Regions from separate parts of the Homo sapiens genome. Here region 1 is linked to region 2. Evidence: chromatin loops called from intact Hi-C (ENCODE). Cell type or tissue: heart left ventricle. All regions are shown on one strand. Each heading gives the region's core, and the rest is flanking DNA. Links, peaks and the distances in the headings are about the cores only. Region 1 overlaps LOC105378741 (a long non-coding RNA gene). Region 2 has its middle 31 kb from the start of LINC01767.

Region 1 (16,758 bases), core at 4,414-9,413, 300 kb after region 2:
TCTGTGTCTTTTAAGTGGAGCATTTAGTCCATTTACATTTAAAGTTAATATTGTTATGTGTGAATTTGATCCTGTCATGATGATGTTAGCTGGTTATTTTGCTCGTTAGTTGATGCAGTTTCTTCCTAGTCTCGATGGTCTTTACATTTTGGCACGATTTTGCAGCAGCTGGTACCGGTTGTTCCTTTCCATATTTAGCGCTTCCTTCAGGAGCTCTTTTAGGGCAGGCCTGGTGGTGACAAAATCTCTGAGCATTTGCTTGTCTGTAAAGTATTTTATTTCTCCTTCACTTATGAAGCTTAGTTTGGCTGGATATGAAATTCTGGGTTGAAAATTCTTTTCTTTAAGAATGTTGAATATTGGCCCCCACTCTCTTCTGGCTTGTAGGGTTTCTGCCAAGAAATCCGCTGTTAGTCTGATGGGCTTCCCTTTGAGGGTAACCCGACCTTTCTCTCTGGCTGCCCTTAACATTTTTTCCTTCATTTCAACTTTGATGAATCTGACTATTATGTGTGTTGGAGTTGCTCTTCTCGAGGAGTATCTTTGTGGCGTTCTCTGTATTTCCTGAATCTGAACGTTGGCCTGCCTTGCTAGATTGGGGAAATTCTCTTGGATAATATCCTGCAGAGTGTTTTCCAACTTGGTTCCATTCTCCCCATCACTTTCAGGTACACCAATCAGACGTAGATTTGGTCTTTTCACATAGTCCCATATTTCTTGGAGGCTTTGCTCATTTCTTTTTATTCTTTTTTTCTCTAAACTTTCCTTCTCACTTCATTTCATTCATTTCATCTTCCATTGCTGATACCCTTTCTTCCAGTTGATCACATCGGCTCCTGAGTCTTCTGCATTCTTCACGTAGTTCTCGAGCCTTGGTTTTCAGCTCCATCAGCTCCTTCAAGCACTTCTCTGTATTGGTTATTCTAGTTATACATTCTTCTAAATTTTTTTCAAAGTTTTCAACTTCTTTGCCTTTGGTTTGAATGTCCTCCCGTAGCTCAGAGTAATTTGATCATCTGAAGACTTCTTCTCTTAGCTCATCAAAGTCATTCTCCGTCCAGCTTTGTTCTGTTGCTGGTGAGGAGCTGTGTTCCTTTGGAGGAGGAGAGGTGCTTTGATTTTTAGAGTTTCCAGTTTTTCTGTTCTGTTTTTTCCCCATCTTTGTGGTTTTATCTACTTTTGGTCTTTGATGCTGGTGATGTACAGATGGGTTTTTGGTGTGGATGTCCTTTCTGTTTGTTAGTTTTCCTTCTAACAGACAGGACCCTCAGCTGCAGGTCTGTTGGAGTACCCTGCAGTGTGAGGTGTCAGTGTGCCCCTGCTGGAGGGTGCCTCCCAGTTAGGCTGCTCAGGGGTCAGGGGTCAGGGACCCACTAGAGGAGGCAGTCTGCCGGTTCTCAGATCTCCAGCTGCGTACTGGGAGAACCACTGCTCTCTTCAAAGCTGTCAGACAGGGACATTTAAGTCTGCAGAGGTTACTGCTGTCTTTTTGTTTGTCTGTGTCCTGCCCCCAGAGGTGGAGCCTACAGAGGCAGGCAGGCCTCCTTGAGCTGTGGTGGGCTCCACCCAGTTCGAGCTTCCCGGCTGCTTTGTTTACCTAAGCAAGCCTGGGCAATGGTGGGCGCCCCTCCCCCAGCCTCTCTGCCGCCTTGCAATTTGATCTCAGACTGCTGTGCTAGCAATCAGCGAGACTCCGTGGGGTAGGACCCTCCAAGCCAGGTCGGGGATATAATCTCGTGGTGCGCCGTTTTTTAAGCCCGTCGGAAAAGCGCAGTATTCGGGTGGGAGTGACCCGATTTTCCTGATTTTCCAGGTGCCGTCCGTCACCCCTTTCTTTGATTAGGAAAGGCAACTCCCTGACCCCTTGCACTTCCCAAGTGAGGCAATGCCTCGCCTGCTTCGGCTCGCGCACGGTGCGCGCACCCACTGACCTGCGCCCACTGCCTGGCACTCCCTAGTGAGATGAACCTGGTACCTCAGATGGAAATGCAGAAATCACCCGTCTTCTGCGTTGCTCAGGCTGGGAGCTGTAGACCGGAGCTGTTCCTATTTGGCCATCTTGGCTCCTCCCCTCTCTTTTTTTTCTTGTATCTGTTTTTTTTTTTTTTTTTTTTTGAGACAGAGTCTCACTCTGTCACCCAGGTTGGAGTGCAATAGCATGATCTCTGCTCACAGCAACCTCCGCTTCACAGGTTCAAGTGATTCTCCTGCCTCAGCCTCCCAAGTAGCTGAGACTGCAGGTGCCCACCAGCATGCCCAGCTAATTTTTGTATTTCTACAGAGATGGGGTTTCACCATGTTGGCCAGGCTGGTCTTGAACTCCTGACCTCAGGCGATCCACCCACCATGGCCTCCCAAAGTGCTGGGATTAAAGGCATGAGCCACCGTCCCTGGCCCATCCCCTTTCTTTTCTCAGTGTACTTTGCCCCAATGGTAGACACATTTGTATTGAATTTTTTTTTTTTTGGGGACAGGATCTCACTCTATTGCCCAGGCTGGAGTACAGTGGCACAAGCTCAGCTCACTGCAACCTCTGCCTCCCAGGGTCAAGCAATCCTCCCACTTCAGCCTCCTGAGTACCTGGGATTACAGGCAGCACTACCATGCCCAACTAATTGTTGTATTTTTAGTAGAGACAGGGTTTTGCCATGTTGTGCTGGCTAGTCTTGAACTCCTAAGCTCAGGCAATCCACTTGTCTCAACCTCCTAAAGTGGTGGGATTACACGTGTGAGCCACCATAACTGGCCCGTTATTACATAATTGTTTGTCAACATAGGGGGATAAAATACTGAAAGGAATCCTGAATTTCTAGCCAAAGAACTCAGAAAAGGAGTTCTCTAGTTCCCATGAGAACCAAAAAGTATGATGGAATCTTGGAGGAAGAGTTCTTGGAAGGGAACCCTAAGTCTGTGTATGAACTAACACAGTCCCTAACTTACCCTCAAAATGGATGTGTATGGAACAAACCTAAATAAAGTAAAACAAAGTCTGAAAACTGAACTTATGTTGGAACTAATCCACAGCAAGTGGGATAAAATGTGTGATCTGAACCTAACTGATTTAATTGCTAAGGCAACAATAACAAGTCAACATTTGTTAGAAAATATAGGATCTTACAACAAAATATTCAAAATGTTCAGGGTGTAATCCAAAATTACTTTATATACAAAGGACCAGGAAAATATACCTACCCCTTAGGGGAAAATAAAATCAATAGGTATCAACCCTGAGATAACCTAGATGTTGGAATTATCACACCTAGACTTTAAAGCAGTTATTACAACCATTCTCTAGAAGGTAAAGATGAATACTGTTGAAATAAATGAAAAGATGGAAGCTTTCAGGAGAGAAATAGAAAATTATAAAAAAAGATTCAAATTGAAATGTTAGAACTGAAAGATTTAAGAACTGAAGTAAATAACTCACTGTATGGTCTCCCTAGCAAAATGAAGTGAACAGAGGAAAGAGTCACTGAATTTGAAGGCAGGTCAATAGAAATTATTCAGTCATAACTACAGGGAGGAAAGAAGATTGCAAAAATATGAAAAGAGCCTCAATAACCTGTGGAACATAAGGATATTTGTAATCTAGCTATGAAGTAAAATAATAAAATGAACACCTAAGAACTAATTACCAAACGTAAAAAGTAAGATGTTATTAATACTCTAGCTACTTCTGTGTTCTTCACTTCTCCTTATTATCATGTCTTCTTTTCATAGGCAACCTCCCTTTTGATTTTTATATTTATCATTTTTCCCATAGTTTTATCACATGTATTTATTCTTCAAACTATATATTTCAAAATTAGTTTTGTTATAATACTGAATATAATAATTGGAAACTCACTTTACAACTAAGATTCATCTGGCCGGGTGCAGTGGCTCACGCCTGTAATCACAGCACTTTGGGAGGCCAAGGCGGGTGGATTACCTGAGGTTGGGAGTTTGAGACCAACGTGACCAACATGGAGAAACCCTGTCTCTACTAAAATACAAAATTAGCCAGGCGTGGTGGTGCATGCCTGTAATCCCAGCTACTCAGGAGGCTGAGGCAGGAGAATCGCTTGAACCTGGGAGGCAGAGGTTACAGTGAGCCGAGATCACACCATTATACTCCAGCCTGGGCAACAAGAATGAAACTCTGTCTCAAAAAAAAAAAAAAGATACATCTATGCAGTAATCTGTAGCTATAGTTATTGTTCTATAATATTTAAATGTGTAACTATGCCATGATTCAAATATCATTTTCCTATATAATAATAATGTGTTATTAATATCATGTTAGTCATGATAACAAATAGAGAATATACTCCCACTTTGTTGTTTTTCTTTGTCCTTCAACTTTTAAGTTTAGGGGTACATGTCCAAGTTGTGCATGTTCGTTACATAGGTAAATGTGTGTCATGGTGGTTTTCTGCACAGATCATCCCATCACTTAGGTATTAAGCCCAGCATCCATTAGCTATTCTTCCTATGTTCTCCCTCCCCAACCCCTGACAGCCCCCAGTGTGTGTCGTTTCCCCCCATGTGTTCATGTGTTCTCATCATCTGGCTCCCACTTGTAAGTGAGAACATGCACTGTTTGGTTTTATGTTCCTGCATTAGTTTGCTGAGGATACTGGATTCCAAATTCATCCATGTCCCTGCAAAAGACATGATCTTGTTTCTTTTTATGACTGCATAGTATTCCATTATCCTCCCACTTTGAAAGCATCTTAGTTATTATTTGACCATTGTTCTTTCAAATACGTTTTAGAATTATGGAGTCAGTTTTCTCAGAACACCATAATGGAATTTTACCTATTTATTTATTTTGCTATTACAAGCAATGTTGCTGTAAAATTCTTTTGCATGTCTCTTGATACACATTTGTATCATTTCTCTGGAGAAAAATCTTCAGGAATGGAACTTCTGTGTCATAGGGTATGTAAATATTTAATTTTATAAAACAATGCCAACTAATTATTGTACTTATTTACATTCCCTTCACATCCTCAACAACAAATGTCATTTGTTTTTTTTGTTAATATGGTGAATAAAAATTAATTATGATTTTTTTGTTAATGATTTTTTAAATGATTTTTCTGTTAATATGGTGAATAAAAATCATATCCCAATTTTCATTTCCTAGACTACTATGTTGAACATCTTTTCAAATATTTAATTGCCATATGTGTGTAATTTTTTTGTGAAATGCCAATTCATATTTTCCATTTTTCTTGAGTAATTTGACTTTTCTTATTAATTTGTAATAGTTACTTTTACATACTGTACACAATCCTTTGTCACTTAAAAGTGTTACAAATACCTTCTTCTAGTTTTTGGCTTATTTTTTCACTGTCTTTATGGTTTCTTTATGAATAAAAGTCTTCAAATTCAATACAGTTGAAGGTATCACTTTTTCGTTTTATATTATCATTTTTGCGTGTCTTAATAAGTCATTTTAACCCCATTCTCATATATTTTTCTGTAAAATCTATACATCTTAAAGTTTTTCTGATATATATATATAAATATATACATATTCGTTTTTTGGATATCCAATTGGCATAGAACCATTTAATAAATAAATCCTCTTTTCTCAAATAATCTGTGGGGCTTCTCAGTGAGATAACAATTTTTCCTATATGTGGAGGTCTTTTTTAGAATTCTCTATTGTAATCCTATGGTTGATTCATCTGTGCCTGCATCAATACCAGACTGTCTTAATTAATAAACTTTATAATGAGTTTTGATAACTAATAGAGGATATTCTCCCACTTTGAAAGCATCTTAGTTATTATTTGACCTTCACTCTTCCATATATAGTTTAGAATTAGGGAGTCAGTTTTCTCAGAACATTATAATGGAACTTTAATTGGAAATGTATTAAATTTATAGATCAATATGGAGAGAGTTAACGTATTTATAATAGTCTTTCTATGAATATGGTATAGCTCTTCATTAATTTAAGTCTTCATGTAAGTTATATTTTATAGATATTTGGCCTTACCTTATTGTTTCATATGAGTGCTTTATGTATTCTGGAGGTTTATAAGAATTAACTTTTATATGTTGATCTTATAAGCAGCCACCTTTTAAAATTATTTATTTATTTATTTATTATTTTTTGCTATGGAGTCTTGCTCTGTCATCAACCAAGGCTGGAGTGCAGTGCTGTGATCTTGGCTCACTGCAACCTCCACAAGATTCTCCTGCCTTACCTTCCTGAGTAGTTGGGATTACAGACACTCACCACCACGCCTGGCTAATTTTTGTATTTTTAGTAGAGACAGGGGTTTTGCCATGTTGGCCAGGCTGGTCTCAAACTCCTGACCTCAGGGGATCTGCCTGCCTCGGCCTCCCGAAGTTCTGGGATTACAGGCATGAGCCACTACGGTCAGCCACATTTTAAAAACATCTTATTATTTCTAAAAAATGGTCGATAGATTATTTTAGGCTTCCTATCAATACTTACATAATTTTCAAATATGATAGTTATATATTTTTTATTTTTCCCCAGGCCTAATTATTTTTGTTTTTTCCCCTTGTTTGATGTCTCTAAGGAATCAGGTTCTGTTTCTTACAGAACTTTGGGACTATCTATCACCTAAGACAAAAAGAAAAAAATAAAAACTTGTGGGATGTGCACTTTTTCTTTCATCAAGGAGAATGAGAAGATCACATCCACTTAAAACATTTTAAAGGGATGATGGGAAATAAAGTTGTGTTTAATTGTTCTACAAGTCATGCCAGTTCAATATATTAGTTGTTTCATATTGTCCCTAATTAAGACTTATTAGGTATCATTATTTCCATTTTACAGATGAAGAAATTGAGAGTAAGAAATGGAACATATGTTGTCCAAGGTCACAGCCCTCTAAAGTATTGGAGCTGCAATTTGAACCCAAGTCTGTCGGTCTGGATTGTTGCAGTATGCCAGGCTCCCTCAACTTTAGGTGAGGACAGGAAAAGGCAAAAGACGTCCCTGAATTTGTAACTTAAACAATAGAGTGCACTAGGACATTGTTATAGAATGGAGAAGACCACAGAAAGTTTGTGGAGGGGTTGAGAAAAAGGGTTTGCTTCTTGACATATTTTTCTTTCAAGTTAATACCCATTTCCCCCTCTTGGTCTAGTTCACAGATGATTAAGTTCTCTTTGTTACTATATGGAGAAAAATTATCATATTGGAAATGTCCTTAGCAACTTGAGAGAATAACACTCTCTTCTTTTTGCTATCTTGTAACCTAACCCTGTGGTCAGCTGTTTGCCTGTGTCCTTTGAGCCAGCCAAGAATAGCCACTGTCGGTCCTTAGCTCTACAAAAGCCACCCTAGGCCAGGGCCTACAGCTGGATGACATTTTTTATTTATGGAAGTAATCCAAATCATTACTCTTATGATATCTAAGTCATTGAAGATCCTGTTTTGAGTGATGTATAGTTTTCCATTGAATAGGACTATTCAAAGGAGAGCAAGAAGTACCCCAAAGGGCCCCCTGAACTCCAGACACAGCCTTATTCACCACTGTAATGTAGTAGTAGCACCCCAATTTACATCTGGTAATTGGGATTGAATACTTCTGCTGGAACAGTGACACTCTTCTCTGTTGGTTCAGCAGCTCAAGAAGACTTAACATATGGGGGAGAGGTAGTCTCAGCTTTTCATTCAACAGAAATAGAACTTTTTCTCTGGTGGAAGTATTTCTTCCTCGGAGCAGTAGGAACCCAAGCTTTCTGAGCCCAGGGTGGTGATTTGGCAAGCAAAACTTTTTCTATAGGATGTTGTCTTCTACCTGGTGCCAAAAGAGAGCCTTTATTAGGCCATTCTATCATTTTGTCAAGCCAGCTATATCTGAGCAATGGGGCACATGGTAATGCTAGTGAATTCTATGAGTGGGAACCCACTGTCTCGCTTTCTTTGTTATGAAATATTTTCATTAGTTGGAAGCAAAATTATACTGGACATTATAACAATACATAAGTTATTCTGTAAGACCACAAAAAGTAGAGCTGTTATAAGTATGCAGGCAGAGAAGGAAAATCTTTACCTGGAATATATGTTTATCCCTATCAGAATAAATAGTGCCCCCATCATGATGAGATGGGTTCAAGATAATCAACCTGCTACTAGATGACCAGCCGATCCCCCAGAAATAATGCCACATTAGGAGCTCAGCAATGACCTCTTCCGTTATCAGGTTGGGCACTCACCAGTGACAGGTTCAATTTTAGTGAAAACATTTTGTATCCATTGATGATATACACTTGAAGAATATTGCCCGCCAGATGACAAAATAAAAATGACACTGTGAAATTAAAATCCTAGCAAATTAAAATGAATCCATAAGAAAGAGTTTGGTTTCCAGGGCTTATTATATAAACACATTTTTGTAGCATCAATGATATGTGCCATGTGCAGAGCAGAGAATAAAACAGAAAAACTGTATAATTTATAACTTTTATGAGCTTAAAAATCAAAGCAAATAGTTTCTAAAAATATGATTGTTGCTGCAAATTAAATAAATGCAAAATGTTATAAGAAATAAATTACTTATGCTTGATGGAGTAAGAAAAGACTTTAGCCAAAGAGCTGAATAATGAAGAATAACAGAGCAGTCTAAAAGAAGAAAGAAAAGGTATGGTGTCTCAGGAAGAGGGAAGAGTTTTTGCAATGTCACTGAGACATAAGGATGAGACACCTCTATTGAATAACTCTAAAAATCACAGTTTGATTGTAGCATTGGGTTATATGGTTCTGCAGGAAGGGGTTGGGGAAATATGGCTAAAATGTTAGCAAGGCCCTGATCATGGAATGTCTAGAACATGGAGGACATTGCTAGCTGGTAATAGTTTTGCCTTTACTTGGGCAGCAAGGAACAATTGGAGGGTTTTAAGCAGGTCAGCAACATGATCAATTATTTTATGTTAGAAAGTTCATTCTGTATAGGGATAAATTGATATAGGGCTAATAGGTGCTTATTAAAAAGGGAAGGAAGCAATGATGGTGACCTGAGTAGGTTTTCACAAATTTGTTGCAAAGGGGAGGTATAGAAGCAAGAAATGTTTAGGAGGTGATATCCCTATGGCTTGGAAATTGATTTGGTTGAAGAATGGGGGGAAAACAGCAGACTCTTAAATGTCTACAAAGTTTAGGGTTTAAATGGCTGGTTGTGTGATGATGCCATTAACAGAGATGGGAAATAAAAGGAATAGGTTTCCTGAAAGAAATTAATTTAATTTAAATAAACAAAATTGATCCAGTTCCTAAATGTAATGGAAATAACGTACAAGGTAGGTGGGTGGCAGTATGAGTCTGGAACACAGGCTTAAATTCAGAATTGAAACCTAGATTATAAATTTAGGAGCATATTGATGGCAGGTGAAGTGATGGATAAAGATTAAATTTTCTAGTAACAGTGGTTAAACGGGAAATCCTGTGCTCCCCTCTATACTCCAATCTCCAAAGGACTGTGAATTTATATGCTAATCCTCAGTTACCTAGAACAATGATTGGTATATAGAAAGTACTCAAAAATGTTTCTTAAATGAGGAGAGAGAAGAAATAAACTGGACCAAGAAAAATATAAATATAAGAAACATCAATATTACAGGGGAGAGCAAGGGAAGCAGTGAGAAGCTCTGAGAAAGATTGGCCAGAGAGAGAAAAAATTAGCAGAGAATAGTTCTGAAAAGTCTAAGTATGACAATGGAAAAGAAGGAATGGCCAAGAGGATCGAATGTTGCCAAGATGTCAAATAAGCTAAAGACAGAAATGTGCAAAATGGAATTGATGATTTGGAGAGAGGAAGAAGAGGCAGAGGGAATGGAAAAGTCAATGAGGAATAAGGAAATAGAGCCAGAGACTGTAAACAACTCTTTAAAAAAATTGGATGGGAAAGAAAAGAAATTTGATAAAAGATAAATGGAGATTCAGAAACACATTTAATTTTTCATTTTTTGTCGTTGGTGATAGTATTTTTTTAAAAGACATTCCTTTTGGCTGAAAGAGATTCAATTAGGTTTATATGCTGCAGAAGAAAAGGAAAGGTTAGAGCTCAAAGAGGAGATGATTGATGAAGCAAAATTTCAGAGAAGACTTAACCAGACACTGGAGGAAATGGTGGTAACTTTATCATCTTAGCGGCAGCTGAAAGTCCCTCACAGTCACCTTCATTTTGGGTTTTGGAAAGACCTGGCTCAAGACTCATCCTGCCTCTGCAGACTTTTCCATGGGTTCCTCTGCCCGGTTTCCATCAGCTGTCACAGCTCAGGATGTATCTTGGCTGCAGTGGGGAGGAAACGAAATCAAGGAAGAACTGGAGAGAAGGATCCAGCATCTGCTTGCGGCTGGAAGCTGACTCCCACACTCAGCATCTTCCCCACACCCGGCCTTCTGCTGTTTGGGCTTTGCGCTTTCCTATGGAGTCCTCTTTATTTTTTTCCTCTGAATCAGAGTGGGTTGGGAAATATAAACACAAGAGTCATGACAAACTTGTCCATGTGGGAAAGAAAAGATGTCATTGCAGTTTTAGCAGAGTATCTGGGTAGCAGTTACAGCAGAGAAAAAGCAGGAGGACTTCATTATGGCTAAAACTTTACTTCTTTTCCTTCCTTTCTTCCTCATTAAATAAACTCTTCTTTGGTCTATAGTAGAAATTCAGAGATGAAAAATTCAGAGATTCCCTGTCCTCAAGGAATTGTTGGTAAGTTGGGTATAGATGTAAAAAATGTGATGTACCAAGGTTTCCATCAGCTGTCAAGGACTGAGACCCCTCCCCACCGAGTGGGAGCAAATTTGCAGGTGGGTTATATCCCATCCCCAGGCCTGAGAACTGAGGATCCTAAGACAAAGAGAGAGAAAAATCTATCTGAAGGAAGGAAGTTTGAGCATGCAGAGTGGGGTGCTGATTCTTCCTCTACAGCAGCTGGAAGAAAGATAATAGAAAAAAGAAACAAGCAGAAGTAGAGGAGAAACACCATTTACTGCTTCATTAAACATTTATAGGGCACCTACTGTGGGCCAGGCACTGGGTGAGATGATGTGCAGAAATATCGGTGGTAATAGCTCCCTAGGGCAAACTCAGAAAATTATAGTCTCTGGTCCACTGATCCCCAGCCAGGGCTCTCCAGACTTGTAGAGGTACAAGAAGATAGCAATGATAAATTCATGGGGTTTTAAAAAATATTTAAAACCTGAACTTAAGATATTTCAATAAGACCAACTATAGAATCCAAGAGTGGGAGGGGCAGTTGCCAACTCGCAAGGCATTATAAGCTATAACTCACGTTCTGCCTCCGGTCATACGGGAATATTTTTCAGTTCTTCAGGAAGTCACACCCTGGGTGTGTGACACATACTGTTCCTTCTGCCTTCTCTCCTTCCTCTACTAGTTAATTCTAATGAGTCATTTGAGACTGGTCTCAGATGCCATATTATCAGGCCCAGAATGGGTTAGATTTATCTTCTAGATTTCCATACCACCTTGGGCTTTTCCTATCTGAGCTTTGATGACGCATTCCACATTGGAATTCTGCTTCCTTTGGTGTCTCCCACAATACTGTGAGACTCTCCAGCATTGGAAATATCTGTGATTCCTCCCTGAAGCTTCAACAGCCAGCGTGATGTTCCAGCTAACACAATATCCAACCTACGGAAGGTGCTTCATAAACGTTTGTTTAATGGAATTACAGTCAGAGAAAGAGCAAGAGTGCTTCACCATGACTAAAAACTTTACTTCGGCCTTTCTCTTGTATTTTTTTTCTTTCAGTTGCTGTGGAAGAATCATCCGCCTTACTGTATGGATGTTCAAACTTCCTTTCACAGAAAAGAATTCTCCTTAAATTTGTCTTGGGACCCTCAGTTTTCAGTGTCAGGGACCATGTAGCCCACCCTGAAAGATCTCTTCTACTCCAAGGGGACGTGGCCTGACACTGCATGGGGCAACGGAAAAAGCACCGTCTGGGGAGCCCCAGAAGATACTTTCAGGGTCTGATTCTGCCACTAATTCCTTCTGTGGCTTCCATATGTTATTTTTCCTCTCTAAATTTCACTTCCTCCTTCTTAAAATAAGGAGTGAGGAGGGGTTGGGGACCAGATGGGAAGTAGCATAGTGTGGGGGAACAGACAGGAACAATATGGAATCAGATCTCTCAGGGATCAGCTCCCAGCTATGCCACATGCACTCTTTGTCATGGAACTTCCCTGAGCCTCAATGCTTTCTGTGAGAAAAGGGAATGACAGTATCTGGCTCTTCTAACCATTGTGAGAATCATAGGCAGGTACCATGTGCCTGTCATTGGTACATACTGAATAAGTCATATTCTTCCTCCCTTAAGGCATCTTGTAGTCCTCATATTTTCATATTCAAGATTCATTATCTTCATGCAGTCAGCCTTAGCCAATATGCTCTTGGACTCTTCCCACATACTCAAATACTTCATTCTTTTTCCATTAAATTATTTTAAAAAGTGTTTATTCCACTTATCCATTCAGTATTTTAAATAATTCACTTGGAAAAAAATCCTACCTCTACTCGATGTTGACTGAGCGATCCTAGACTAGTGGTTTTCAATTTTTTTTGGGTCTCAAGAACCCCTTACACTCTTGAAAATTATTGAGCAACCCAAAGTGCTTTTGTTTATGTACGCTCTCTCTAGTGATAACAGAATTAAAAGCAATTTTGTTTATGTAGGTAATATCTATTTACATTAGAAATTAAAACTGAAACATTATTTTTAAATATTAATTTATTTTAATATAACAATACATCATTACACACTTACAAAATAACATTTTTATGATAACTATATTTTCTTTAAAAACAGTGAACAGTGTAGCATTGTTTTATATTTTTGCAAATTTCTTTAATGTCTGACTTAATAGAAGACAGCTAGATTCTCATATCTACTTTTGCAGCCAGAATCTGTGCAATATATTGTCTGAAGTCTATGGAAAAATCCAGCCTCACACAAATATATAGTTGGGTATAAAATTAATATTTTTAAAACCTTTTTAGATAATTATTGGTATTCTTTGATACTACACCAAAACTTGGCAAGTGGTAATTCCTTAAAGATTACTTGCAATGTGGCCGGGTGCAGTGGCTCACGCCTGTAATCCCAGTACTTTGGGAGGCCGAGGCAGGCAGATCACGAGGTCAGGAGATTGAGACCATCCTGGCTAACACAGTGAAACCCCGTCTCTACTAAAAATATAAAAAATTAGCTGGGCATGGTGGCGGGTGCCTGTAGTCCCAGCTACTTGGGAGGCTGAGGCATAAGAATGGTGTGAACCCGGGAGGCGGAGCTTGCAGTGAGCTGAGATTGCACCACTGCACTCCAACCTGAGTGACAGAGCAAGACTCCATCTCAAAAAAAAAAAAAAAAGATTACTTGCAATGTGAAATATAAAGCCACATCAATGCGCTTTTTGTATTCTACTACATTGAAATCCACTTGGTGTATCTTTTAATTTGAATGGATTATTTTTGCCTACACCTAGTTTTGTAACATTCTGCACTGGCTATATGGAAAAATATCAGTTCACTGAGTTATGCAGATCTTCAAAATGTTGACTCATTTCTTTGTACAATAACAAAAAATCACACTTCTTAGCTTCACCAGAAGTCTACATCATCAGAAAATCTGTAAGTATTAGTATGATGTCAAGCTCCTGAAGGCAGATACAAGTTTTCCAAAATTTTAGTTTTTGCTTGAAAATGTGAATTTAATCATTGGCAGAGAATGCCATGAGTTGTTTTCCTTCAAGGGGCAGGGTCTTTTCATTCATTTTTGAGAAAACTTATGACATATACCATATGAATAACCATAGTTTGTCAGTTGCTCTTTCAAGTAATAAAATTATTTTTTTTAATGCTTAGTAAGGACATTTTTAAGTGAAATTGACTTTTGTTTTTATTTCTGTTTTTTAACTGTGAGTGCATGTGTTAAATAATACAATAACTACTAATAAAGTTTATTGTCACTGCCTCGATTCCTGCTAAGGTACCTATAGTTTTACCCAAAGGATTCATGAACCACATTCTGGGAAAGATTGCTAATATTTTTTTAAAGGCAAAGTAGCCTCAACTGTAGACCAGACTAGACATCAAGTCCAATTTGAGAGCAGTTTTAACTTTTCTTTGACAATGACTGTGGCTTCTTTTCCAGATGACATCTGCCTAGTATGTAATTGGCGACTACATCCAAGTAAACATGTGGAAAATGAGAGCAAGAGGGTGTGTGGGCTCAGAGGGAATTGCTTGTTTGGGGGATGATGGAAGAGTGCAGTTCTGGAAAGAGATCAGTTCTATGAGTGTGTATTTCTGGTCTTCAAAAGATTACCACATACATGCTGTCATACAATTTATAATGTGCCAGAGGGAGATAAGTTGATGTGGAGAAGGAACATAGGCTTTGCAATCAGCCAGGCTTGAGTTCCAGTACCAACTCAGTTGCTACTGTCTATGTAACCTCTGCCAAGTTACTTTACGTTGCTAAGCCTTAATTGCTTTAATTGCCTTGCTAAAGTGCTTAGAATATTAGGATGCTGGGTGTTTAAAGGATGGGATGTTGGATAGATGCTGTTATGGCCACATGGAACCCCTGTCTCCTTTCAGGAATGGAGGACTTAACTTCCCCAGCTGCAGGAAGGGATGCTGAAGACAGCCCTCAGTTTCAGCCCTCCTTAGTCAAGGTCACACCTCCTCTTGAGAGTCAACCTGCCTCCTATGACTGATCTATGGCCTGGCCACTGTATCCCAAATTGGTATAATTCTGAAAGACCATACCAACACCAGAACTCCCCATGGGGTAAGCTGAGGCCTTTGTTGGAGCTATATATCACAGCTCAGCTTCTCACTCTGCCCACCCTGCATTTTTCTCTTCCCTTTCCACAAGTATCATCCCAATTAAGTATGCAAGAGCTCCCCAGTAAAGTCCTATATGTTAATCTTCAATTCAGAGTCTGGTTTCTTTTGAGCTCAACCTGAAGCAGATGTTTTATTAATATTATAATTTTTATTTATAAACCCCCACTCCCTCCCATGATGGGTGGGCCCTCATAGCTGGAGAGTCCTTTGTATACTGAGTAGCCTGAGGGTTGTAAGAGGAGCACTTGGACCCTGGAGCCAGGATAGGGCTCCAGCTAACTCCGTATTAGTCTCCATAATTAGGTGGGAGTCAACATACTTTGTGGGAGGAAGAAATCAAGTTGTGATGAGAGAAGAGGTGGGGATGTTGGGAGAAGAGGATTAGAAGAACCTTCTCTGGAAGAAGAGTAAGAAATAGAAGACTGGGGTTCAGACAGGTCTGATGAGGATATTTATATAGTAAGGATTCTGGAACCACCCTGCTTGGGTATAAGTCTGCCATGTACTTGCTTTATAACTGAACAAGTTACTCTATACTTTTATATCTCATTTTCCTCATCTGTAAAATGAGAATAGTAAAAATTGCTACTTTCAAAAGTTGTTTTAAAAATTAAATAATCTAACTAGAAATTAGAAGATGAAAATATATATTTTGTCATATATTTGTTCACTATCCAATAGGAACTGGGGGAAGCATACAAAATTATAGTAATGAATTTGTATGATGTGGATGTACCTAACTTTAGTAACTGCACAGAAAAGAGAGCTCTTTAAGGTCATATGAGAGACAGAGAAAAGTCGTTGCAGAAGTGGCATTTGAGAAATTGTGGAATAAGTAGGAGTTTGCCAGGAAGGGAAAATGGGGAAAAATAGAGAGGATGACACTTGAGAAGGGTCAGAGATGCAAGAATTTTGGAGACCACAAAGATTTCTAATGTTACTGGTTTGCTCTGACTGGAAGGTACAACAAACACCATAGCCATTCTCTGTCTGATTAATATGACTGCTCATTCCATATACAACTATAGCTTCTTATTCTTTTATTTTTATGAATGTCTTCAATTTGGAGGAACTTACCTATGTTCTCTCTGGAATGGTTGGAGGACATTTGTATGGCAGTGTATAGTGTCATAACCACAGATATGTCTTTCTGTTGACCTTAACTTCCAAACACTGTGATCTGCTTTGAACTTATACTTATTTCCTGGTCAACCTACAGCTTGAGGGCAAGCTCAGAATAAACCACGTTTGTTTGAGAGTTTCGACACTCATCAACTGGGGGAAGCATATTCCATACCCTCTTACCTGTCTGTCAGGCACAGTATGAGAAGAACGTTGACTTTGAGGTCAAATATACCTGTGTTGATCTTAGTTTTGTCCCTACTAGTTGAGTACACTTGCCCAAGTTACTCAGCTTTGCTTATGTTATCTGTCCAATGGAGGTAATTATTATCTCATAGAGTGGTTGAGAATATCAATGAATTATTAAATGTCAAATTATTGGTACAATGCCTAATATGTATTAGGTACCTAGTAAGTATTAGTTCTCCTCTTGTCTCTTTGCAAATATGAAAACTGTTGACCTTCAGATGTGCGCCAGTGCATGTGAAGTCAATGTGGGGATTAGAGTTGGCCTCTTTCACCTCCAAATTAAAATCAAACTGTGCAGATTCTTAAATGCACCCAATTTAGACTACCTATAGATTAGAGAGCCACAGCACACTTCAAGTGATAAACGGTAGGATTTTTTTAGTCAATTTGATGAATCGCTTTTAACAATTTTACAGGGTTATCTGTTATGAAATACTAACCCTAATCTTATTCATATCTTTAATATTATCCATTCACCTTGATGCTTCCAGTGATTTAAAGATATTTTATTTTTTATTGACACATTTTTGTAAGC
Region 2 (16,758 bases), core at 4,465-9,464:
GTGTAGAGAGCTTCCTTCTCACTAAGATAGATAGATAGAAGAACTTTGCAAACTGAGAAGTGCTTTTCTAAGTCTACGTTGTATTCTCACGGTACCATTTCCCCAAGGACTCGTGGAACACCCAGATACAAGCATGACTGTGGCTGCTTTATTTTCCCAATTTCCCTATAGCCTGGCAGGCAAGGGAGCAAGAGCAAGAGCTGGACCAAAAACTTCTGGTTTAGCCAGAACACCTTCCCTGCGGCCGTCAGATAATGAAGATGCAAGGCTTGAGAGAGGAGCACAGACAAGGATGTAGCCACAGCCATCTCCCCGCAACATTGTCTTAGAAGTGAAAGAGCCAGAGGAAGGGGCTAAGAGAGCTCACCCAGACCCAAGACACCCCCAGGCCCCAAACCGTCTGCTGATGGTCACAGTCCCACCTTTTCAGCATTCCCTGGCACAATGTGTCTTCTGGCCAGTGCACAGCTTCCTTAGCTGTGTCCAATTTTTCAGAAACACCAAAGATTCCTTTTCCAGCAAGCATGAATGACAGAAGGGAACACCTAAACCGTATTTCTCTTGTAGTTAAGGCTGACTAGGGACTGCGTTATATAAGATGAAAAATACTACTGGTTTGCTTTGCCCTTTTCCCTAGCGCTTATAGTGAAGTAATCTTTTTTGAGCCCTGGCTCATAGGCTGGTGCACGGGTCTCACTTAATAATTAAAGGTACATTTCGGAAACACGCTAAGCATCTCCCCTGCGGTCTCCCTAAGCCTAGTCCTGTCCCCAGCACTGCTTTAAAGGGGAAACTCACTGTTTGCTTCCGTTTCATGGGTTGGATCTGAGCTACTTGGTATGACCCATTCGGTGCTATTTTCCATACTACTTTTGTTTCACGCTGCTTTCAAATCCATTGCTTCCGTTTCAATTTCTGGACTTGCCCTGCCCTTTGACCCTGAAAATCATCTTTATTTTGTTTGCCACCACTGGGGTTTCCTCTCAACCCTGAATTCTGGTCGCTTTGGTTTGGCCTGTGCCTGGGACCCAATCAGCCTCAGCAGTCTCCTGACCCCAGAGATATCTCACTGGGTCCCTGCAAGCCCCAGGAGCTGTAACTAAGGTAAAGAATAGTACACTTAGCACGATGACTTCCAGGTTCATCTGCGTTTTCGAAAACGACAGGATTTCCTTCTTTTTGTTTTGTTTTGTTTTGTTTTGTTTTAAGGCTGAATAGTTTACCATTGTGTACATATACCACACTTTCTTCATCCATTTATTTATTGATGGCCACTTAGGTTGTTTCCGTATCTTGGCTTTTGTGAATAACGCGGCATGCTAAAAAGGAGTAGATTTTAAATGTTCTCACCACAAAGAAAGGGTAAGTATGTGAGGTGATGGATACGTTAACTAGCCTGATTTGATCATTCTACAATGTAAAAATGTATCAAACTTCACACTGTATGCCATACATATTTGCAATTATTATTTGTAAATTAAAAAAAATAAAAGAACAAAACAATTGGCCACTCAGTCAGCTCCATTCAACTCACACTCCAGGGTGTAGTGTCTTCCTCAAGCTCTAAGGAGACGTGTTTACACAACATCCAGGCATATTTTCTGACATTTCCAGGGTACCTGGCACTGTGCTAGGCTAGGGTTTTAAGGAAAAGGGGGTGGGCTTGTCCTCTTTTCTTTTCTTCCTGCCTCCTTTTTTCCCCTCCCTCCCTCCCTCCCTTCCTTCCTTCCTCCCTCCCTCCCTTCTTTCCTTCCTTCCCTTCCAATGATATAATTCTTCCCACTTCTCTAGGCTTGTGCCCATGGAGGAATTCACTAGGAGACTAAATTCCACTTTCAGGCTGCCTGCAAAACTCCCACTGCTGTCAGGGAGATTTCTGGGCCTTTAATGAGGGGAGAATTTGATTCTAAGACTTCTTGTTAAGATAAAGACCTGGCTGGTTTATTAACTCTATCCAGCTGGGGTACGGACTCACAGACAAATAATTAAACATTCCCTGCCTAAGAAAGTCAGGGTCTCAGAGAAAACCTGGGCTGGATCCGGTGGGAAAGGGGAAAAGGATTATCCCTTACCCCTGTACCAAGAATCATTTCCTGAAAGCCTAAAGCTGGTGGGCCTTTTCCTCTCCAGAAGAACTTTTCTTTCTCTCCTCTCCACATATCTGGATCTAATCTTAAATTGCATCCTAGAATATCAGAGTTCATTTATTCAACAAATATTTATTGGATACCTACTGTGTGCCGGAGACTTTGCTAGGCTTGGGGTGGTAATGGGAGTACTTAGAGGACTTCCTGGTCATTAATACCAGGTTATACAGGAAGAGACTGGGGCCCCAAGGGAAGAAGTCACATATCTGGGACAACAGGTTTAGTGAGGTTGTGGGCCCACTCTCACTCCCATAAAATGCTTCCCCTCCACCCTCCCTGTTTTCTCCTGGGAGTTTGACTCTCCTTAGGGCACCTCTGAGTTTTAGCTGCGGGATTGCAAGTTTCCTGAATGTGGAACCATGCCTGTCACCTCTTGGCTGGCCTTTCAAGCCACTCAGGAATCTCAGTACCTGCATTGACTCATTCAAAAATATTTGAATACATATTCAAACAGAAATTTTTAGTTCAAGGGCTCAATGCCTGGAAGTTAGTAATAATTTAATGTTTGGATAATTCATAGTAACTGATATTAATAACAATAACTAATCTTTTCTCAGCCTTCTAGTATGAAAAATATGTTCTCACATATCTGCATATTAACTCTCATGATTGCCCTGGCATTAAGTATTATTATTTACTTTTTTGTTAAGGTGAAGAACTTGAGACTCAGAAAGGACTTTCTTAAATTCTTTCAGCAAATAGTGGAATGGAGACTTGAATACTGAGTGTCAACCTTGTGACCATCCTATTGTATTGTACTGTTGTGCACAAATAAAACCCCAAAAGTGTGATGCAAGTGTGCAGGTAAACCATCTATTAAAATAGTGGGAATTTGATGAAAGAGGTCATGCAAGAGGAAGGGTTTAAATTGTCTTAGAGATTCCTGTACTCATATGTTTATGGCAGCACTGTTCACAATAGCAAATATATGGAATCAACCTAAGTATCCACCAATGCATGATTGGATAAAGAAAATGTGGTATATATACACAGTAGAACACTATTCAACCATAAAAATGAATAAAATTATGTCTTTTGCAACAACACAGATGGAACTGGAGGCCATTATCTTAAGTGAAACAAATCAGACACAGAAAGACAAATACCACATGTTCTCATTTGTAAGTAGGAGATAAATAATATAGACACATGGACATAGAGTGTGGAATGATGGACATTGGAGACTGGGAAAGGTCTGAAGGTGGGAGGAGGGTGGATAATGAGAAATTACTTAATGGGTACTGATATGGTTTGGCTCTGTGTCCGCCCTCAAATCTTACCTTGAATTGTAATAATCCCCACATGTCATGGGAGGGACCTGGTGGGAGGTAATTGAATCATGGGGTTGGTTTTCCCCATGCTGTTCTCATGGTAGTGAATAAGTCTCACAAGATCTGATGGTTTTATAAGGGGAGTTCCCCTGCATATGCCCTCTTGCCTGCCACCATGTAAGATGTGACTTTGCTCCTCCTTTGCCTTCCGCCGTGATTGTGAGGCCTCCCCAGCCATGTGGAACTGTGAGTCAATTAAACCTCTTTCCTTTATAAATTACCCAGTCTTGGGTATGTTTTTATTAGCAGCGTGAGAACAGACAAAGAAATGTACAATCTATGTTACTGGAGTGATGAATAGCCTAAAGGCCCTGACTTGACCACTACATGATCTATGCATGTAACAAAATTACACTTGTACCCCATAAATTTATACAAATAAAAAATAAAATAAAACACAATGAGATACCATTGCACCCTAGCGTGGTTAAAAATAAAAAGACAAATAATACCAAGGGTTGGCAGAGAAGTGGAACCTGGAATTTCCATGCATTGCTAGTGCTAATGGAGAATGGTACAGCACTTTGGAACCTATTTGTCAGTTTCTTTGAGAATTAAACATACACTTACCATAGGACCTAGCAATCCCAGTCCTGAGCTTTTACTCAAGAGAAAAATGAAAGCATAGAAAAATAAAATAATATCTGTATATGAGTGCTCATGGCAGTTTTACTCACAATAGCTCAAAAGTGGAAACAATCCAAATGCTCATCACCTGGTGATTGGTTAAATACATTTCAGTGCATCCATACAATGGGAAAGATGGCCTTTTAATTAAATGGTGCTGGAACAATTGGATAACAATTTTAATGTGATAAAAAGGAAGGAACTGCTGATACTTGTAACAGCATTGATGAATCACAAAAACCTGATGCTAAGGGAAGGCAACCAGACACAAAATTATTCTAATAATGATGAACTTCTGGAAAAGGCAAAACCATAGCAGCTGAAATTGGTGAATGGTTGCCTGGGACTGGCTATGGTAGGGAATTCACTGTAAGAGAGTATCGATGTTACTTTTGGGGGAGAGGAAAGTGTGCTATATCTTGTTTGTGTTGGTGGTTACATTATTGTACATATTTGTCAAAACTCATTGAATTGTACATAAAATTGGTGAATTTTATTGCGTTAAATTATGTCATAAAGCTAATTTTAAAATAAATAAATTGTCTTAGAAGGAGGAACAGTGTTCAGAAGAGAGGTTAATAATTAAATATGTGTGTGTGTATGTGTGTGTGTGCATGCATGCTCATGTGTGTAGAGGGGAAAGATGTGTGTATGTGTGTGTGTGTGTTTGCTTAGGCCATTCCAGAAGGAGGCAATAACCTAAGTGGGCCTTGCATGAAGCATGGTATGTTTGTTGAATGATGAGTTTGAAGTCCTAAGCTGGAAGGTGTATTCATGAGGCAAGCCAGTGAGCAGGAAGTGGGAAGGAGACAGGCCCAGGGGTGGTTTGTGTGGGGTGGATAGGATCCAAATCTCCATTTGGTAATTTACTAGCTATATGACTTTGGGCAAATTATTTATCTCAGCTTGTTTCCTCTTCTTTAAAATAAGCATAATACTTAGCTACTGCAAGGTGGTTGCAAGGATTAAATGTCACTATGCATGTCAACAGCATAGTTGGCCCATTCCCAGATGATTTTAGGTGTTCAAGATAAATTAGTACTTGCTCTTCAACCATAAAAGGGGCTTTGTGATGCAAAGTCTATAAGGAAGCTTAGCACCAGTCATGAAGCATAAAGGAGTATGAATAGTGTCCCCAAACTGGGAAAGGTTGGTGGTTTGTGAGACATAAAGAAATAATTTTTGTGTTTACTTTCGTTTGTTCATTTGTTTTAGAAAATTGTGGTCAAGATAGGTAATAAATCAGAGTCTGGAGGCAGACCAGGTTGGGGGTACTTAAAGGACATACATGAGAAGAGAAATTCTTGTGATATAGTAGAAGAATGAAGGGGAAAGGTAGGGACAGGGCATGAAACAACAACCATCAACATTTACTGAGTATTTCCTATGTGCCAGGCATTGTTCTAAATGCTTTAAAGCCTGAGCTCATTTAACACATCAGATGAATTAACTTGTCCAGTACTCACATCACACCTGAGGTGGAAGCTGCTCTTATGTGTATCTGGAAGTAAGGAAACTGAGGCACAGCCAGGTGAAGGTGCGTGCAAAGAATGCATGCATCTACCTCAATTTACTTTTAAAATGGATTTAAAAAGTCCTTAAAGAAACATGCTCTCATTATAGAAAATTCAAAAAAGATTTCCATCTCTACGGTTCTCTTATATTCAATTTATGTTGGTGCGTTTTCTTTGAGAGTGTTTTAGATTATTTTACTCTCTACTTATATGTAATTACAATCATGGTGTGCATTTATATATATCAGGAGCATATTGCTTCTTGTCTTCATGACTATAGTTTTAAATGGTGGTTTAATATTTCATTAAGTGGGTATATTAGAACTATTTTTTTCTGCTAATATGAACATCTTGGGACAGAAATCTTTGACAGCAACTCTTATTATGTTTTAAAGATGCATTTCCTGAGGTTGAATTACTGAATGAAATAGAGTGGCCAATTTCATGGCTCTTCATTCATATTGCCAATTTGCTTTTCCCACAGGGTTGAACACATTTATAGTATCCTGAACAACGCAGGAGGCTATGAATTTAATTACATCCTTGCCAGCATTGTGTGTTTTTATTTTTATTTTTTTGTTAAATTTATTAGGGAAATATGGTAGACTGTGTGAATTTTAATTTGCATCTTTTTACTTATTATTGGGATTGATCATTTTCTCTCACATGAGGTCCCTCTTTCATGATTTAAAAAACTTTTTGGTGAGTGTAATTTTTTCAAAACAAACATTTGCATGTTAGGATAAATGAAGTACATAACGGGGCAAAGAGGGGGTAAACTTGCAGACCAGGAGATTTTTGAGCCTAGAAAACTGGAAGAAAGGCCACCCCCAGCCTAAACAAACAGAGGGGAGGCAGGAGTCATTGGTAGAATACTTGGAACCTGTTTCAGTGCTGTCCAGAAAGTGGTGAGTCTTGCCATCCTCTGGTTAATATCTTCTTTTTCCTTTTTATTACACAAATAAAGTATGTTCATTGCAGAAAAAAATAAAAATAAGGACAAAGAAATAAAAATCAGCCATATTTCCACCATTCAGACAATCCTTTAACATTTCATTGTATACTCTCTCCCTCTTTGTATAGAAAATATAACACACATACACCTCTATATAATAGTGTCTCTTTTGAGCTTTCTTCTCTTAACCATGAATTTCTTGCTCTTCCTTCCTTCCATTTCCCTGTCACTCTCTCTCACAGCTCAAATGCCTTTGATCTTGTAGTTGTTTGCACTTCCTTATTCAGAATTGCTTAAGAGACTTGAGACCTTGGGTCACATCTTCAAGGTCCTATGGGAGTCCTTATGGAATCTGAACCAAGCCACACAGTTGGCCACAGTTATTTCTGTGTCTTTTTTCAAACCTGACTCTATTTGTTATCATGTGCTTCTGACTGGCAGAGGGCAACTTGGCTAGATCTGGAAGGACAAACACAAGATAAATCTCATGTGTGTGCTCATAGTCATCGTGACTTCTTTGAAGAAGATCTGTGTAATCTAGTAGATATTCTCCAAAAAAGTGATAAAAAAAAGTTCATGTCGGACTGATCTCAACACTTCTATTATTGACTTCCATTATTGAAAAATTAAAGTTTCAAGGGCAGCTCTCTTCATAGGCTCAATTTATGAAAGGGGAGCCTCATTCTGTTCTTATGTCTCCTTCATTTCTTCTTAGCCTTTTAAAAATTTGGTCTATAGGGATAGATGGGTTCTAATGAGGCTCAGCAGGCCACCAGCTCCTAAATTCCTTGTCAGAGGCAGAATTTTGGATGGAACACTTATGTGCTTATTATATGATAAACTCGTTTGTATACATTTAACCACTCTAGATTCTCCAATCTTTCCAAACTTCAGTTACTGTATCTGTAAAAGTAGAAATAATAATGCCTATTTTGTAGATTTGCCATGGGAATAAATGGTAGAGAGAAGGTAAAAGCTTAGTCCAGGAACTGGCTCAAAGAAGGCACCTCATATATGGCAGCTCTTATTACATAAGGGGTTGCAATGGTGATTTCACCCTAGCACTGATCATGACCTGCAGTTGTGTTGGAAGCTCCTCTGGGAGAAGGATAGCCTACAAAGTATGCAAGATGATTTACACAGGCCATCCCATCTAATCTGTCTGCCATCCTACTAGATAAATTATTACCCTCCATTTTATGGATTCATTTATTCATTCAACAAATATTTATAAAGCACCTCCTGCGTGCGAGGCACTATTTCAGAATGTTGGAGGCACAGATGTTGGTGAACAGAGCAAAGCCCCTGTTCTCATGGAGCTTACATTCAGGTTGAAGGAGACAGGTGACAAGTAAGTGAATGACTATTTCAAGGGGTGGTAAGATTATGAGGGAGGAGAGAGCAGGACATGGAAGATAGCGGAGCAGAACGGGGGAGGCTGCTATTATACAGATCCATCTGTTTCTGTGAAAGGCAGATCAGAGGAGGCCTCCAGTAGTGTAAATCCGAGCAGAGACCTGAAATTAGTGAGAGAGTGAGCCATGCTGATAACCCACGGAGGCACGCTCTGGGCAGTAGGCCCTGCATCTGCAAGGGCTCGGAGGTGGGAACGCACTGGTTGGAGGCACAAGGAGGGCATTGTGGTTGGGATGGAGTGAGTGACAGGGAGTGCAGTGGGAGAAGAGGTGAGAGAAGAAGTACTGGCTGTGGGAGAAAATATTTAGTAGGGCCCTGCAGGGCATTGTGAGTTCTTTAGCTTTTACTGAGGGAAATAAGAAGTAGAGAAGTGACACATGATCTGACTTTGCAAAGTGTCACTATGGCTGCTGCATGAGAAAAGTCTTTAAGGGTGAGGGTGTGGAAGCAGGGAGACCAGCGAGGTGACTGTTGTAGTAATCTAAGCAAGGGATAATGGGAATGTGGATCTCGGTGCTAATGGGGTGGGTGGCACGAAGAGGTCAGGTTGGGGAAGGTAGAGCTGGCAGGCTTTGCTGACGGACTGGAAGGTGGGGGTGTAAATACAGTATGATGGTTTTAGACCTGAGTAACTGGTGGCATAGGAGTTGCCATTTTCTAAGATGGGGAACACAGGGTGGAGCAGGAATCAAGAGTTTGGTTGGGGCATGTTAAATTTGAGATGTCTGTTAATGGTCCAGTTGAGATGTTAGGTATGTACTTAAATATCAGAGCTTAGGGTTTTGGGGAGAGGTCTGGGCTAAACATTTGGAAGCCTTTTGCATATAACTAGTGTTTGTCATATAAATAATATTTAAGGCCATGGGTAAGATCGCCAAGGAAATGAGTACAGACAGAACAGAGAAGTGGCCCGAGGACTAAGCTGGTAGCATTTCAACATGGCACAGGTGAGGGAAACCTACGACCCATGAGAAAAATCAAAGCAAGGGGAGTCAAGCCATTTGCTTCACAGTGAGTAGCAGAGATGGAAATCCAAGCTCTATGGGTCTGACTCTGAAGTCTGTGTTATTAACCCCTCAGCAACACTCCAAATGCTGGAGCAAAGAGGTCTTTTCCTGGAGACATAAAACGTAGGTGGCTTGCCAGTCTCACCTCTCAATGCGCCAGGATTGCAAGCTAAGCCCTCAGGTTTGAGCAAATAAGATACTTCAGTTGCTGGTAGAACCAGACTACATCCATCAGTTCCAGCTGGTGCAGTACTCAAGGATCTCCAGGGAGCAAGAAAGGGCTAGTAATTAAGAAAGATTCCTTTCCTGAGCTGCACTGGGTCACAGTGACTGTCAGGGTTAAAAGATTGATGGCTTAATAAAGACCACCTGAAAAGGCAATTGACCAGCCAGGGAAAAACAATCATCGCCACCCACCCACTACCGGCAGAGTCTCCGTTGAGTCCCACCATGAAAGCAGAGCTGCTTGGAACTATCTGCACTCAATATCAGGATTGTTTGAACAATCCTCAAACAAGCATAAGATGCATTCCTTCATTAACTGGTAGTCTACTCTCTGCCCATTTCCTCGACTAGGTATGTCGAGATAAATAAGCAGTTCCCCTGCTCTTAGGAGTTCAGAATATTGCAGAGGCCATGATTATATTCAAGATTCTGAACAAGCCAAGCCCTCCATTTAAAAATGCTGCAGGTATGTATGTTTTAATCTTTTAAAACTTCACTTCTATAATGGTGTGGTGATTTAGAGCCCAGTATGTAGTAAATATTCAATAGGTTATTCACTGAATTTGAAGCATGTGTGGAGTCATAGAGAAAGGGCCCAGAATCAAGAATTAGGAGACCTGGCTGGGCGTGGTGGCTCATGCCTGTAATCCCAGCACTTTGGGAGGCTGAGGCGGGTGGATCACTTGAGATCAGGAGTTCGAGATCAGCCTGGCCAACATGGTAAAACCCCATCTCTACTAAAAATACAAAAATTAGCCAGGTGTGGTGGCGCACACCTGTAGTCCCACCTACTCTGGAGGCTGAGGCAGGAGAATTGCTTTAACCTGGGAGGCAGAAGTTGCAGTGAGCGGAGATCTTGCCACTGCACTCCAGCCTGGGTGACAGAGTGAGACTCCATCTCCAAAAAATTAAAAAGAATTAGGAGACCAGCATTGCAGCTACAGTTTTGCCAAAAATAAAAATAAAAAATAAAAAAAAATGGCCTTCTAACTTTAAACAGATCCCTCCCTCTTTCTTCTTCTCTGGATTTTAGTTTGCCCATCTGTCAAAAATCGGGTTGAATTAAATTATCGTTGGAGATATTTTAGATCTAAGATTAGAATTTGTCTAAAGGTCTAAAAGCCTCGGTTAAAAAAAAATCCCCTTCCTAAAATGCTACTAAATGTCAAGATGTGCTTTTCGTAGCACAGGTGTTCCAGAGGATTTAGGAAACCGAAGCAGATGCATGCCTGCTGTGTGAAACCCGCCATCTTCTTTGTGGAACCAGCCCCTACCCCAATATTCCACAGATTCTAATTGCTCAGCAGTTCAGCTTGATGGAACACCTGGCTGGGCAGTTTCCAGGAAACTTAGCCCAGGTCATTCTCTATGGCAGCCCAACAGTGGCAAGGTGGAAAATATATGAGCTACCTTTGCCTATTTCAGTGCCTGCCAGAAGCAGTGCATATGTTGGCCAGGAATATGGCAACTGTGGAGCGTCCTCATGCTTTGAGCCAGATGAAGGATGGATCTGTGGGTGCCCCAACCCAGAATTCGGGCTGCTGGTATGCATGTTGCAAAAAGAAAAGGTGCTTTTTTCACTGGATACCTCTTGGAAGAGAAATTGCTGTCTATTTACTTTAAGTTTAGGAAGTCCCTTTTGGGGAGCTTCCAGTGCAGAATTTTCCTAAGGGAGAGAGTCCAGTGAATTTTCATCCTTAGTGCCACCATATTAGTTCTAGCCCTGGCTTTTTTTCTTGGCAGAACCATTATATAGCCTCCTTTTTAAGTGAGGACCTGCCTTCAGTCTCCTTCCAATTCATTTTCTGTAAAGGAACTATTAATAGAGTTACCTTTTAGAAAAAAATAAATAAAAGGGAGCTGAAAATTCCTCAAACAAATTAGGTCACGTTACTGCCCTGCTGATGAGGCCTCCAAAGGCTCCCATAGCACTTAGCATTGATGCAGACACCCACCATGGCTTGCAAGCCCAAGTGGCTTCACCTGTCTCCCCTTCTGATCTCTTGTCAAATTGCATCATTTTCCTTTCACTCATTAATTTCATCCACTTTCGGTTTTCTGAGTTTGCCACATTTTCACCCATCTCAGAGGCTTACCCAATCTTTTCTCTCTGCTGTGGATACTCTTCTCTCTCCCATTCCTTTCTCCTTCTTCTAAGTTTGCCTCTGAAAGCATTTCCCTGGACACTTTATCTAAAGTTAAAGCTCTCACTATTTTTCTGGCTCAGCTCCTTACACATCAAAATGGGCAAATGTTTTATTTATGTGTTTTTCCCCCCTACTACCCCAACCCCGCTGTGAATGCTCAGCTTCAGGAAAGCAGAAACCATTTCTATGTTATTTACTGTTGTCTGTGTCACCAGGGCCTCCCTCAGTGCCAAGCACATAATAGATACTCAGTGAATGTTTGCTAAATGACCGATCTGGTTCTGCTCAACTTCCCAATGTCAACCCCCATCCCAACCCACATACACTTAACTATGTCCGATTCTTGCAGCTTCTGCCAGGTCCAGCACTCTTCCTGGCTGCTGCTCATTTGCGTGTACTGTTCCCTTGCCAGAAGTATCCTTCTCCCCTATTTTCCTCCTGAGAAACAAACTCATCTTTCAAGACTCAGTTCAAATATTATCTTCTCTTTGGTGCTTGTTCCCATCTTTCCTAGCAAAATTAAAAGCATCTGTCCCATGATCTGTGCACACCCAAGTTGCAGCCTTTGCCATTCTGCATGGTCCTGATCTGTTTTCATATCTACTTCCCCCACTGAACTGACCTCTTAGAGACAAGAACAATATCCAGCTTACCTTACATCCCTACTTCTTAACAGCGTTTGTTGTATAGTCAACATTCGATGAATGTTTGTGGAGGTAATACATACCGTAATAAATAAAGGAGCTGTCTTTGTGAAATTTCAGTATGTAGAGTCTTCCTATCTGAGAAACCTATATGTGTATACTTGCTGTTTGAATATTTCCTCTTAGAAATTTTCTCTGGGGTTCCTGGCTCAGGGAGACCACCTCTATGTTTTGTGTCTTCTAGGATTAGGCAGTTGGTTTGGTTTAGAAAACAAGAGTTTGCTGTTACCTGCTTTAAAAGCAACCTAGCAGTCAACAAAAGTCCCCTGGGAGAAATCAGGTTGCTAGTGAGGGCACAGCTCCACTCACAAATACTTCGTTTGCTAGTCTACCCACCTGTAGAACTGTTTGTTAAGGATTCATTCATTCATTCATCCACAGACTAATGCATTCATTCATTCATTCACTCACTGTCCATTGTTCCCATGCCAGGCACTGTGTTGGTGCTATGGTTACAGAGATACAAGAGGTAGAGTGATGGTCCTGTTCCTTGTGGGTGAGGAAGCACAGACAGACCAATAGTGTAGTGGGATCAGTGTTCTGGTTGGGGGTGTGTGGGCAAAGTCATGTGGCAGCAGAAGGAGGTTAAGGAAGCATACAGAGGCTCTTTATGCTGACTTCTGATACATGATAGAATTATTTGATGGATAAGGGAGGTGAGAAAGAGAGGAAAGAAAGAAGATGGGGGGAACAGCATCCACAAAGGCATGAAACAAGGAGTAGTAAGTGTGCTTGAGAAATGGCAAGGAGTTTGCAATTAACTGTCTTCAGAGCTTTGTTACTCAAGGTTTGATAAGTGGACCAGCAGCATTGACTTTGCCTGGACACTTGCTGAACAACAGAATCTGGTGTTCTCCTCTGGCCCAACTAAGTCAGAATCTACATTGTAATAAGATCCCCAGGTAGTTCCTATGCATGTTAATGTTTCAGAAAAACTGGGCAAGAGGCATTTTTCAAACTCTAGCACACATCAAATCACCTGCAAGGTTTGTTAAAAAACAACAACAATAACAACCTCCACAACAAAAACAGATCACTGGGCTCCATGTCAGAGTTTCTGAATCAGTAGCTCTGGATGGGGCCTGAGAGTGCACATTTCTCTAAGGTTCACAAGTGATGCTGCTGCTGATGGTCCAAGCACCACACTTTGAAAACCACTGTGGCAAAGTGTAGTAGAAAGGGTAATTTCTGGAAAATGAATGGGGGCAGGTAGCAGAATTCAAATCCTGAAGGACCTTGAGTGCAGAAGTGTTTGGACTTTGCCCTGGAGTGCTGAGGACTGCTGTGGAGTTTTCACACAGGAGAGTGACATGGTCACTCGTTTATGTTGGGAAGATCTCCCTGGCAGCATGTGGAGGATGGTTGGGATGACAGTCACTATATTCCAGGTGAAGCTCATGGATTTCCAACCAAGTCAATGGCAATAGAGATGGCTTCAAGATAAATTAGGGGGTCAGAATCTACAGGATTCAGTGACAATAGAGATGGCATCAAGATAAATTATGGGGTCAGAATCTATGAGTCAGATTGGTCGAATGTGAGGGTGGTAGGCACACCCCTGCTTTCTGGGGACCTGGGCGCTGGAGGACATCCTGTTGCTTTTTTCCTCCTGTGGCTGTCACCCTTTTAGGTCCAGAAAGCCATCCCACTTTATTTGCCTTCTCTCCACAAGTCGGCCTCTGGCTCCATCTGACAGGTTTCAGCCTGCAGTGTTTGCAGAAAGGGATGCAGTAAACCATTCAGAAATAGGATTTATTAATAGGAGGCATGTAATTACTGCCAGACACAGCAATCTGAAGAGTTTATGGCTTAAATGTTTGGTGTCATTCATTAAAACAAAGTGGGCTCTTGGCATGGACGCTGTCACCCTGTGACCAGATCCATCTGTTTCTGTGAAAGCCCCTCCCCTCCCGGGTCTGCTAGTTGAGCCTGGCTGAAGGGGCAGAGCCAGGCAAATCATCAGGGCAGGGTGTTTGGTGCTGGGAGTGGGCCTTGCTGGGAGTCCTTTAAGGAGCAGGTCCTGGTTTCAGGGCAGGGTTCCCAGAGGGGATCTTGGCCTGTCTGCATTTGTCTCCTGAACCTCTGATTCCATAGTAACATGTTGGAAGACCTATTATTAACAATGATCTCTCACATTTATAACTCCTCCAAAGTCTTTCTCCCTTTTATTTTGCATCTCACCAGCCCCTCACAGAACCTATGATGCAGATGGCAGAGGTTAGCATGGCCTCTTGACAAATGAAAAACTGAGGCCCAGAGAAACTGGGTGAGTCCCCGAAAGTCATACAGGCAAAGGAGCGTGCTTGAACTGAGGTCCCACAAAGTCATGCTTGAAATCCCAGCTCAGTGATGAGAGTGTTGGTTTGTCTCGAGGACAGACCCAGCTGTCAGAGGTACTGCTGCTGTAGGACTTGAGTTCAAACAAAGGATTTCTTTTGACTAGCACTATGAACTTGGGAGAGCTGCTCTGAGCATCAGTTTCCTCAAGTATAAAATGGGGAGAGGGAAATATGTGACCTCCTTTACAGGGTGTTGTAAGGGTTAAATGCCCTTGCAGGGTTTGTTGCTGCTCGTCCACTTTTCCCTGACTCGTGGCCCTCTCTGGGCCTCCCAGAAAACCCTACACTATTCAGGATAGATATGTTGGTGCTCAGATGAGATAATGGAGGGATATGCTTTGGAAAATCCTTGTACACCATTCAAATGTGAGGTAATAATAGGAAAATAGATCTGCTACCATCCTGCCAAGAAACCAGCAGCTTTTGAGACAAAAAGCAGACCTAAAATCTAGAATCCTCATCATCATGATTAGTTTTGGACAGAGGAATTTTTCTGCCCTTTCAAACATTTATCTCAAAAGTTATTTTATTCTGAGGACTAAAGAGAATGCCTATGAAGCACAATGTGAAACCCATAGTAGGTTATGGATATCTGGCAGGTTGTATTAGGTTGGTGCAAAAGTAATTGCAGTTTTTGCCATTACTTTCAATGGAAAAATACTGCAATTACTTTTGCACCGACCTAGTAAAACCTGCCAGATATCCTGCTTAGTACACTAATCAGGATATTGTTCCATTCAATGGTAAGCTCTTCCCAGAGGACTGACATCTTATTTATCTTAGTATTCTCTAGTGTTTAGCACAGGGTCTGGCCTGTGGTAGGTGCTTAGCAATTATTTAAACTGAACCAAATTAGATTCTGTCATATTCCATGGATTCTTTGAAAGCAGAGCCTGTGTTTTACCCATTTCTCTCTTTCCAGAACTAAGATTAGTGTCTGGCACAGAGTAGGTACCTAGTAAATTCAGGTTGGGTTGAAATAAAGCACTGTGAAAAATAAGGTAGACTCGCCTAATGTCTGCCCTGAACCATGGGGGACCCAGGGCTCCAGGTAGGAAAGGAGTCTGGAATTTGTAGCCTGAGTAGGTACTGGTCAAATGACACACTCACTTCAAAGGCACGCAGTGGGGAGGGAAGGGGATGTGGTTTCCCAAATGCCTTTTTGGCTGGGTGAAAGCTTCAGTTGGCGGCAAGAGTCAGGTCAGGGGATGTTGGCAGCATAGAGAAGACGGCAGCCAGGACTGCCAAGGCAGGAACGAGTCAGAGGAGAGGAAGCAACTCAGATGGAGACGAAAAGTGCTTGAAATCTTCCCCTCTCTGCATCTGCAGGAACAGACGTGGCAGCAGTATGCACGCTGGAAGGAAAACAGGCTTTGCAGTCAAATAAATCTGCAGGTCCTCTCAGTGCAAGCCAGGGCTGGGGGGTCTTGAATGTCATGTTTTATTTTTCTGAATCTCCATTTCCTCATCTAAAAAAAATGGGATCAGTGATTCTTACCTTACAGGGTTGTTGTGGATATCAAAAGAGTGTTTTGTGAGTAATAAAACAGCCATTTATTAAGCACCTGCTCTCTACTAGGCACTGAGCCTAGTAGCTGTATGGATATAATTAGTAATCCCCTAATCATCCTGCAAGGTAGTGATTATCATCTCTAGTCTCCACTTCAGAGCTGAGGAAACTGAAGTTCAGAGACATTGAGCAATTTGCTCAAGTGATACAGCCAGAATTCCAACCAGGTTCTTTCAGCAAAGGTTACCATATGAATATGGACATGATGATTAAATTGTATAAATCTTTGTCAAGTCTAAAATTCTCCCAGAGCAGCAGGGTTCCTTCATTGTCAGTGCTTTTTCTTTCCCAACTTCCCCCAACTTTTTTTTTTTTAAACTAAAACTTTGGCTAACCTGGCAATCTACGAAAGAGGGGTTCCACTAAGTGATTTAAACATGATTTGATTCTCTTTGTCCTGTTGCTCTTTGGCATCAATGGGACATGGATCAGGAAATTATTTCTAGGTGTTTATATGAGGAAAGAGGAAAAGCTGCTGAGAGTTAATCTTTTAGACAATCCAACAGAATCTGAAATATCAAAAACTATCCTTCCAAAAGAAAACTATCAACCCTTTCAACATTTTTTGAATCTTTCTTTGAAGCTTTAGCCAAACAGAAGATAAATGTAAAAGGTAAGGAAAGCAAATTAACTTCTATTGAAACCCACCATGTGCCTGTGTCTTGATGTATTGTCTTCTCAGTTCCTCCTAGTAACCCCGTATGGTAGGTATCATTAGATTCATTCTTCCACATAAGGATGCTCAGAAAGGTAAATATTTGTCTGAGTTCATACAA

Evidence for each region. Peaks named below come from ENCODE experiments on the same cell type or tissue, not always from the same donor. Only the 100,000 strongest peaks of a DNase experiment are listed, where the experiment ranks them.
Region 1: it touches region 2 in a loop (2.3-fold over the local background); 2 of 110 quality-filtered maps call a loop at or near these places.

The regions. Positions count from the first base shown.
Region 1 is chr1:56,074,953-56,091,710 of GRCh38, reverse strand. All of the region lies in intron 2 of LOC105378741 (a long non-coding RNA gene), which reads left to right. Among named protein-coding and RNA genes, the nearest start is that of LINC01755, 140 kb to the right of the region's middle. RefSeq lists an enhancer at 10,787-11,986. In heart left ventricle, for the core only: no CTCF peak of the experiment used is centred there; no DNase peak of the experiment used is centred there.
Region 2 is chr1:56,375,675-56,392,432 of GRCh38, reverse strand. No RefSeq gene overlaps it. Among named protein-coding and RNA genes, the nearest start is that of LINC01767, 31 kb to the left of the region's middle. In heart left ventricle, for the core only: no CTCF peak of the experiment used is centred there; no DNase peak of the experiment used is centred there.